Regions from separate parts of the Homo sapiens genome. Here region 2 is linked to region 1. Evidence: read pairs that join two places in POLR2A ChIA-PET (ENCODE). Cell type or tissue: Panc1. All regions are shown on one strand.

Region 1 (5,000 bases):
TTCCAGCTACCGAGGAGGCTGAGGCAGCAGAATCGCTTGAACCTTGGAGGTGGAGGTTGCAGTGAGCTGACATTGAGCCACTGCACTCCAGCCTGGGTGACAGAGCAAGACTCTGTCTCAAAAAAAAAAAAAAAAAATGGGGTTGTGACACACTTTGACAAATAGAATGTGGCAGGATGACAGTGAGCAAGTTCTGAGTCCGAATCTCAAGAGACCTTGTGCAATTTTGCTCTCACTCTTGGAACCCTGCCTCCCCCATGTGAATAAGCCCAGGCTAGGCTCTGAAGGGTTGACAGATACATTAGCTCATCACTCCCATTGCCCCAGCCAAGAGCCAGCCAAGTTCAGACACAGAGCCACTTAGCTGACCAGAAGCCAATTGCAGATCCCAGGTAAGCCCAGAAAAGCTATCCAAGTCTATACAAAGACAAGTCAAACACATCATTTTTTAAGTTACCAAATTTAGGGGTAGCTTGTTACATGGCAATTGTTCATGGAAAAACTTTCAAATCTAAAATGCAGCCAATCAATTACTTTGGCTTCACTTGCACTTTCAGACAGAGGGCACATTTTCCAGGGAATCTCCCGTGACCAAGAAGGGAATCTGAAACATCCAATGCATTGTCTTGATGGTCTGTTGTGTGCTTCTGTGTACTTCCTATACATCACTGCTATATTAGCTATTATAAAAGCTCTTACAGTTATGGTTAAAACCTATAAGAGCTACTATAAAAACCTATAAGAGCTATTATAAAAGCTCTTATAGTTACGGTTAAAAGAGGTTCCTATGGTTGGAACCTCTTTACTTCTTAAGCTCTTTCATATTTAGCAAAGGCTAAGCTACCAATAACTCTTGATACTAACTGAAAAAAACATGTAGTAGAACATTGCTGTCTTCAGTTTCCTCACCCTTCTCCACTGAAAGCCATTATCCTTGAAGATGGACAGCACCCACTTGTCTTTAGCTATCTGGAATCTTTGACCAGGAATGTTGAAGCTTGCTTGTTTGCTGTCATATTAGATTAGAACTCTATTCTCTGCATTTTAAAGCAACAGATTAACTCTGCTATGATGCGGCATATCATAGAAAACTCAGTTCAAAGTTTTCTTGGGTGAAAAGGGGGATTTAATATCTGTTACTGGAAGTATCTGGCTTCAGAAGTGGTATTAATTAGATTTCAGTCTTTTTCACTCTATGAATAATCTCTTTTCCTCTATGTTGCCTTAATTTACAAGCAGATTTTCTCCATGTGGTGGCAAAATGCCTGCTGGAAGCTCAAGGCTCCCATGTTTTCTCCTAAATAACTGCAGCAGAAACAGATCTTTCCCTTCCCAATAGTTTCAGCCAGTCTTGAGACTGATTTTCATTGGACCCCCTTGTATCACATCTTCTGCCTGAACCAATTACTTCTTTCAGGGGAATGGAAAAATGCAAAGGGGCCAAACTGGTAGCCTGCTATTCCCTGAAAAAAGTAAATGGGAGGTGATGATGGGGTTAGTGTAACTCAATCAAGTGGACCAAGAAAGAGTGGGGTTTCCAAAGGAACATCAGGTGCTATTAGTGGAAGGGAGAACAGATGCTGACCAGCAAACTAGCAGCTCCCACGAGAGCAGAGGTTTTCAGTCTTACTGTTGTTATAGTCACCTGGGGGAGCTTTTAGAAAACACCTCTAGAGGTATGGTCTGAGGTATGGCCTGGGCATCAGTGTTATTTTAAATTCTCCAAGTGCTTCTAGTGAATAGCCAAGCAAGAGAATTGCTGTGTTAGAGATATTAATAGGTCATTAAACCTTACCCTAAGGATACCTTGAAGTGCTATGGTTTTGTTAGTTTAGGTTTTATGTTAGTTTAAAGGAGTGCATCTCTCAGGTAGAGTTTCCAACTCTAGAGGAGGCCAAGAGTCAGTGTGGTGCAGTGATCTGGGAATAGATTGGGGTGGGTAGGTGGGAAGCTGTAATTGCCCCCAATCTGAAATACATTAGCAACCTCCTTCTGTGTACACAGCTGCCAGTCCTGATGGAAACTTCCGAAATTAAAATTTGAGAAATCTTTTTTTCCAGAAAGCCAAAGAATACACTCTGATGCCCCCAATTACAGAACGAGAAGTACAGAAGGTTAGGTACCTGGTCAGAGGCCACTTCCTCCAGGGTTAAATGTATAGACCCTTGGGAGTCCCTGGCATCATTCAGCCTGTTGAGCCCACCCCTGGCTCCCTGACATCGTATCAGTGTGGGGTGGAACAGCCATTGCTATCTCTGCTACTGCAGTGTTTTCTCTCAGCTGGTTGGAGGACTGGATTCTCCTCATCTCTCCAGTGAGGAAAAGTTCTGGCCAATCACAAGAAGCCAACTGGAGACTGCAAATATGGGGATGAGATGGCAAAATCTGTTTTTGGAGCTGCAGGAGACACACCTCTCCGTGTGCAGAGATGCCCCAGAAACTTGTCAGGCGGGCATTGGCAGCTGCTGAACGCCCAGGGTTGCGTGGGGGTTTCGGAGGCTGTCTGGGTCTCCACACTCGGAATTCCACGTCTTCCCTTACCGAGGTCGAGGCCCTGGGAAAACCACTCTGTGTTGCTTCTCTCGCAATTTTAACTTCCAAGAAACCGGAAGAAGAGAATGCCCAGGGAAAAGCAGTGGATGCAGGAGGCAAAGTAATGGATTGCAAATCCCAACCCCAAAACCTTGATTCCTGTCTGCGTTCCTGCCTCAACCTCAGTTTTCTCTTCTGTAGAATGGGATATTAGATAATGTTTGACAGTCCTCCAGGCTCTGTGGGTTCTGAAGCTATGATGAGGCGGCAGCAGCCACTAACCTGCTTTGCTTTGGGGGCAACTCGTGGTTTGCAGCCGATGGATTGTTTATGACCCTTCTCATTTTTAAGAGCAAAAGACACCTCCTTTCCTCCTTGTCATTTTCTTCCCTCCTGTCCACCATCACTGTCATGGCAGGAGCATGAACTTTGGGTTAATGTCTAAAGTGTGTGAAGGGCAGGCCAGCCAAGTCCCATCTCTACGGTTTTACTTCCTATATCACACAGGGAGCTGTTTTGCACTTCTGCAGTTATGAAAGCTCAAGTTACCTTCCATTTTTGTTCCTCTCCGGTCGTCTGTCTTCCTCCCCCTCTCCTCTCCAGTCCTGACCCCGCTTCCTTCGCTGCCGTTTACTGATCACCCGCGTTGTGATGACGCCAGGCATTGTGCCAAAGGCGAGGGCCCGAATTCATCAGGGGGTGGATTAGAAGGCTCTGTCCTAAGCGAGCCTATCTTCTAACAGAGCAGATGTAGAAATAAACAAACAGTGACAATGCAGCCACAGCACAGCGCCCCGAGGGCTCCCGCGGAAATGAGCACAGGCTGTTTGGAAAGCCCACGGGAGGCCCCTTGACCCAGGGGATGCCTTGCTGGCGCCCCTCGGCTCGGTGGCAGCGGTGGCAGATTGCAGGCGGCGCGGGGGTGGTGCTGTCACCAGCCCTGCCAGTGCCGCAGTGAGTCAGGAACCCCGCCTCCCAGCCTGCGCCCGCGAACAAATCACCGCCACCCAACTCACTGCGGCACCGGACAGATTCCCTCCCGTCTACACCCTCACCGCTGCCCCGTCCTCCCTCCTGGGTGCCCCCCCCGCCCCCCCGCGCCTTCTGCTCTTCCCTGGGCTCTGGCTCCCCGACCTTCCGCCCGGCCCGCTGCTTTAGCAGCCCGAGGGGTGGGGGTGGCCGGCCCAGCTCTAGGGAGGCAATCGCCCCGCTCCGGTGTTCCTTTGCATCAGGAAGCTTGCTGGGGAAAGGGGAGAAACAGAAACAGTGAAATGACTCAGGATTTTTGAAGGGCTGGGACACAGTAGCGCAGAGGCCTCACTTCAGAAGAGGTGGGAGGCAAGACGCTTTGCCAGTCTCTGTGCCTCAAACACAGGGCCCCTGCCCAAGCTCTGAGCTTGAATTTCTGCAGGAGAGTAGAAATGCAGATATAATTTATAGCTCTAAAAATAAACGGATGATTTTGGATGAATTCACACCAAGCAGGTGACCCAGAAAAAGGAAGTAAGCTCTCAGAACCTTGAGCGTCCACAAAATAATCTCTGCTGGACAGAGATCGAGTTCTCTCAGCCGGCTGCCTTTCCAGTTGACCTTTAGGGAAGAAAGGATGGAAATGAAAAGTAGTGACTAGAGTCATTTCAGTCTCAAACTACCCAAAGGTACGTCGCAGCAAAGCCACTCTGAGATGTATCCCGCTGGTTTGAGACCCCCTGGCTATGAGGGTCACAGGTTCTGCAGGAGTTCCTGCTGTAGCTAGGATTGACTTTGTACCTCCCGGGTCACTAGCCATGGGCTAATGGCGAGGAATGGTGCTGCCTTGGCCTCTGGGATCAAAGACTTAGCTCAGGCCCCGATGGGCTTCAACCAAGATGGGCAGTAATTTGTTCAGTAAAACATATGACTCGGAATCTCAGCTCTTAGAGTGGCAGTGGGAAGCTTCTCGTTTCTCTGGTCCATACCAGTTTGCTATCAGATGAGGAAATGGCTGCCCGTCCTTCATACAGCAGCCAAGGTCACATTCAGGGAACCTAAGTCAGTTCATACCCTCATCTGCTCAGATTCCCCCACTGCCTTCCCATCCAAAGTCATTACCAAAGCTAAAAGACCCTCCAGGATTGGGCCCCTGTTATCGCTCACCTCCTTGCCTTCCATTCTCCCGGCTGTTCCCTCTGCTCCAGAAGTACTGGCCTTCTCCCTGTTCCTTGAAGATGCCAGGTGCACCCCAACTTCATGGCCTTCCTGCTGTCCCCTCCACCTGGAACTCTATTCCCTCAGATATTTATTTTATTTCACTGCTCAAAAGACCATCCTATCCAAAACAGCATCTTTTTCACAGCACTTTTGTTCTCTATTGCTTTCATGTCCTTATTATATATTTATGTATTGGTTTATCATATATCTTCCCTAGAAGGTAAGTTCCCTTAGAGCAAGGACTTTGTCTTGTGGACTGTTCTATTCCCAGTGTCTGA
Region 2 (5,000 bases), 1.3 Mb before region 1:
TTTTAATGTGCTCTCTACTTTTGGTCAGACCAATAGATTGCAGACAATGGAAAACATGATATTTTTATTTAAATAACATGAAATACAGAATATAAAAAAAAATTGAGTTAACATCAGTCCAGGTTAGGTAAAATTAGATGAATAAGCAAAATAGTCATCCTTCACTCCATCATTAAATTTACATCTTCAGTGCAGGTAGGTCGTTTCTCCCACTTGTCTGAGTCCGAGCCCTCAGTGTTCGTATTTTCACACATGAACTTCTTCTTAAACACTTTTACCACTTGGTACCTGTCTACCCAACCTGAACAGATGACCATCAATGCTTATTGGTGAGTGTAATGGCTTATTAGATACGGCAATATATACTTTTATGTCTAGTAGACTATTTAGATAGTTAAAAGCACACTTCTCCTCCTGATAAAATTTCAATTTTTTTTCTAATTCTTCCAAAGCTCTAATTCAGTGACCATGCTCTGAGCATATAGATTTGTCTCTTTTGAGTCCTTGTGGTGTTGCCTTCCTGAAAAATAATTTTATTATATTTAAATATAACTTTTACAAGGAAAGTGGTATTTCTCTGTTTTGGAAATGCTGACAAATGATGAAATAAGTTGCATTTTTATGCACGTGGATGCCACTTTAGAAGCCAGGAACAAACTAAAGGAATAAGGCGAATATCTTAGACCGTCCTCCTTTTACAAGACAAATGTAAAAGCCTAAATTTATTTCACGCCAAGAAAGTTTAAAACACAGGTATGCATTCAAATGGGTATCCACATGAACCTGAAATGAAAACGTGTGGCATTTCCCCTGAGTGGGCACTGACTTTGGAAGAGCACTGGGCAGCTGGCATAGCAAGGAATGTCCCCAGGCAAAGGGCTAGAAAATGCAATTGTTTGACTAAAGATGCAGTAGGAGACATGTTTGCCAAAAGGAAAGTTCAGAAGCTCTGCTTGAACATGAGTGTGAGGAAGTGAAAATACTTTAGATAGAATTTCTGTTATTGTCGTTAACAATGGGCTGGCTGATTCCCTGCTGGCAGATGGTGCCAGGGTTTCCTCTTGGAGAATTACATTGGGACAGCTGTGATCCATTCATAAAGCTCTGTCGTTGCTGAAAAAATGACAGCAAATATGAGAGCATGAACTATGAGTTTCCCTTAGATTAGAAGACTGAGTACACTTGGGGTGTCAAAATTACTTTGTTGGAATTTAGTTATGTATTGCTGCATAACAAATTACCCTCAGATTAGCAGCTAAGAAAAAAGTTTATTATCTCACAGGATCAGGAATCCAGGTGCAGCTTAGCAGGGTGCCTCTGGCTTGGAGTCTGTAAGATGCTGCAGTCAAGGTCCTTTCTGGGGATGCAGTCATCGGAAGGCTCGAGTGGGGGACGATCTGCTTCCAAGATCACTCACATGGCTGTTGGCAGGCTGGGAGGCCTTGTTAGCTGTTGCTGGAGTTATCAGCTCCTTGACACACTGGCCTCTCAATAGGCCACTCACAAAATGACAGTTTGCTTCTCCCAGAACAGGTATTCCAAGACCCTCCCTCTGACATACACACAGACACACACACACACACACAGACACACACACACACACACACACACACAGATAGAGAGAGAGAGAGACAGAGATACAGAAAGACAAAGAGAGACAGAGACAGAGACTCAGAGATAGGGAGAACGCAGGCCTTGATGTGGCAGAAGCCACGTTCTTTTTGTAACCTAATATCTGAAGTACAATTCATCACTTGTACTGTATTCCCTTCATTAGAAGTGAGTAAAGAAGTCCAGCCTACGCTCAAGGAGAGGGGATTACACATGGGCATGGATGCTAGGAGGTACAAGGGATCATTGATGGCTATCATAGAGGTTGCCTATCACAGTTGGTGACCATATTTTCCATTTTAAATGGATGCCAAGTTTATTTGCCTTCATTCAATCCTAGTAAGGTTATTTATATGAGACGAAATGCTTATTTTGAAAAGGAAGTCTGGTTTATTATACAGACCATAGTTATCACTAGATGTACCATCTTGGTTAGTGATCGTTAGCTGGCTTGTTTGGAGGCAATGGGAGGCTATGTTATTAGGCAGGGAGATGTGTGAGCTGGGCTCTTAGGACTTTGGACAGAAATCTACCACTTTCTTTATCTGTAGAATAGGCTTGACCATGAGAAATTTCCCTGGTAATCTTTGGCTAAATAATGGAAACACGTGCTTTAAAAGTGTCAGAATAGGGTAGAGTCACCTCTAGAAATAGCTAGTATCACTTATTTCATACATATGCTACATGTCTTTTGCATTATAGTGAGAAATTTACTATGTGTGGGTATTATAAATTGACCCTCAATACAAACAAATCTCTAGTTTCATGAGTCATTTTATAATGACCCATTGGTTAACAGGGGCATATTATAGGAAAATGACAAGCATTTCCATCAAGTCAATAAGAATTTGGATAAAAGAACATCATAGAATGTTACAGTTGATGAGGATCTTTGTGATTAATTGCCTCAACTCTCTCATTTTATGAATGAGGAGACATGCCAAAGCTGAGAATTAGCTAGAACAACTAGTTTACTGTTTAACCTATTACACGTTGCTGCTTTCACCCACGTTATAGAAATTAGGAACACAGAAGAAGAAAACAATGGCTTTACTTTCTGTGTCATCATACAAAAAAAAAATGGCAAAGGTTGGGAAATCTTTTGCAAATAATACTTTTAACTGCTAGCTTTTATATCTGTCTTTATTTCCAGGAACTATGTATTGTATTTCTATCTATATTTCCAGGCACTGGCCTAAAACATGAAAGGTATTCAGTAAATGGATACTTACTATGACAGGATCTAACCACTGGTGAGTTGCACAATCTGTTACTGTGTCCTAGTCTGTAAACTCATTACAGAAACTTGATTGGCTTCTGCAGTCACTATTGTAAGGTCTTGGTGGTGGGATGGCAGTTCTGGGGTGGTTAGGATATAAAAGTTGGAGGCAATATTCAAGGACAACATGGAGAAACTGAACAGGAAGCAATGGCATGGAGAAACTGAACAGGAAGCAGTGAGGCCTGAATTCTCAACACGGCTCTATTCTAGAGTTCCAGTTTGGGAATAAGAAAACTCAGGTTTCACTCTGTACCTTTCATGAGTTCTTTAATCTTGTGGAAATTACAAACTTTTTACCTGTAAAGTTGGATGATTAGATTAAATCAATGACTGTCAATTAATAATAATAGCATACCATTTGGGAGGGAGATATGCATATCAGAATTTCTGACATGAGGTAGGAAAAAAAAACATGTAGATAGAAAAAAATTTCTGAATGTTAGTGGTCAGAAGAACTTACTTTTCTGACAAGGGTAGGGTACCCTAGCAGAATTTTAAGATAGAAAAGTGGCATGTCATGCATGTTTATTAAAGGCTCAACTAGAAATACATTGAGACGCTTTGGTTGGATGATTGTCATTTCTTCCAGTCCTCAACTTCAGAGAGTCAGTGAGTGCTGAGGATCAGGGTCATTTGAGGAAACGATTTTAGAACAGGGGAAGTACTGAGGGAGGAATGAACTGGCCCCCAGCTAAGAGTGACCTGAATTGGTGCCAAGATTGGACACTGCCAGCAGAAGCAATTTCTTTAAATAAAGAACACTGAGCCTGTATGCTTCTATCCACCTCCGTTCAAAGGAAATCAAGATCCCAACTCCAGCTACCTTCTGTGAGGTGTCTCTCTCATCCACCAGTGAATTTCCAGGCCTAAAAATCACTTGTTAGTTTCCAAAATGTATAGCCCAAAGAAGCTATTCTTAGGAAAATGGTCAAAGAATGTGTTGATCTTCAATGTAAAGCCAAATTAAATTGTTATTGGCTTCAATGTTGAATGGCAAAAAACTCACTGCAGTTATTAAACCTATAATTTCAATTAATTACATTAGCACACCCAGGCTTTTTGAAGGTGGGGACAATGAAGAACATTCTTAAACTGACTTTTGTTTTATTTTGATTGATGTCACTGTATTACAGACCTAGTGACATTTTACAAAAATCTAAAATATTATTTATATGTTGATTTACTTATATATTCACTTATTCTATATTAAAATCTAAATTCTGGTAAATCTCTGAAACATATTGCAACTTTGGCTTAAGAATAGAAGAAAACTTGAAACAATTGTCCTGCCATAAAATATGGGAGATATAATTTATGACCAGAGGGTGAATTTGAAGCAATTTCCTCTTCTACCTCTAGCTGCTCTAAGAGAAGTAAGGAAAAGAGATAGTCTGATAAAACGTTTATCATGGAAAGGGAGGAAACAGTGTAGAAGGCAAACTTAGGCTTGAAATAAGGAGTCCTGGATTCTAAGGCGATGCTTCCAAAATTCTTGGCCAAGTCACAGACTCAACACGGACCACATCCTTCAGATTCTCTGAGTGTTCATTAGATTATTCCCTGTAACTTTCTCAAGTGTTGCAATATTTTTGAAAATTAAAAATTAAAGCAAAGACATGTATTTAATTCAATTCAATTCATTCAATTAAATATACATCGTAGGAAGTTTTCATATCTTTGTACAATATTAGAAAACTTCATTTAAAAGTTTTTAAACATGAGTTTACAAATATGAACTTACTATAATATATTCAACCATTCTCTCATTTCTAATTTTTCATAATAATTAATAACATTTCAATGACTGTCTTTGCACTGAAATTTCTGAGGCTGCCAACAGAGTGGAAAAAGAAGTGGGGCAAAGGTGGGAGGTGTGACGTAAATATCTGTGTATATACCTTAACTTTTTTTTTCCACAAATTTATCATTAAAAGCTGGAGTTTCACCTGGCTGGGTGCAGAGAACAATTATGTCAATTACTGCAGGAACAGTTAGTTATATAGGAACAATTTGGCCACATTTAGGTAATAGCATTAGGAAGGCTTTCCCTGAATAAAGCCAGGCTCCTGGGCTGGGCTAGGCTCAAAAAACCAAATTCCTCTGGCAA

What was found. Peaks named below come from ENCODE experiments on the same cell type or tissue, not always from the same donor. Only the 100,000 strongest peaks of a DNase experiment are listed, where the experiment ranks them.
Region 2: POLR2A ChIA-PET joins it to region 1 with 5 read pairs; 1 of 35 experiments calls an interaction of 5 or more read pairs at or near these places.

Annotation. Positions count from the first base shown.
Region 1 is chr20:10,170,868-10,175,867 of GRCh38, reverse strand. All of the region lies in intron 2 of SNAP25-AS1 (SNAP25 antisense RNA 1), which reads left to right. LOC105372524 (a long non-coding RNA gene) reads right to left here and starts at 3,439. Exons shown (of 4, transcript NR_187933.1): 1 at 3,082-3,439. In Panc1, no CTCF peak of the experiment used is centred here; no DNase peak of the experiment used is centred here; H3K4me3 peaks cover 1,109 bases; H3K27me3 peaks cover 740 bases.
Region 2 is chr20:11,443,926-11,448,925 of GRCh38, reverse strand. No RefSeq gene overlaps it. Among named protein-coding and RNA genes, the nearest start is that of LINC02871, 420 kb to the right of the region's middle. In Panc1, no CTCF peak of the experiment used is centred here; no DNase peak of the experiment used is centred here; H3K27ac peaks cover 1,217 bases.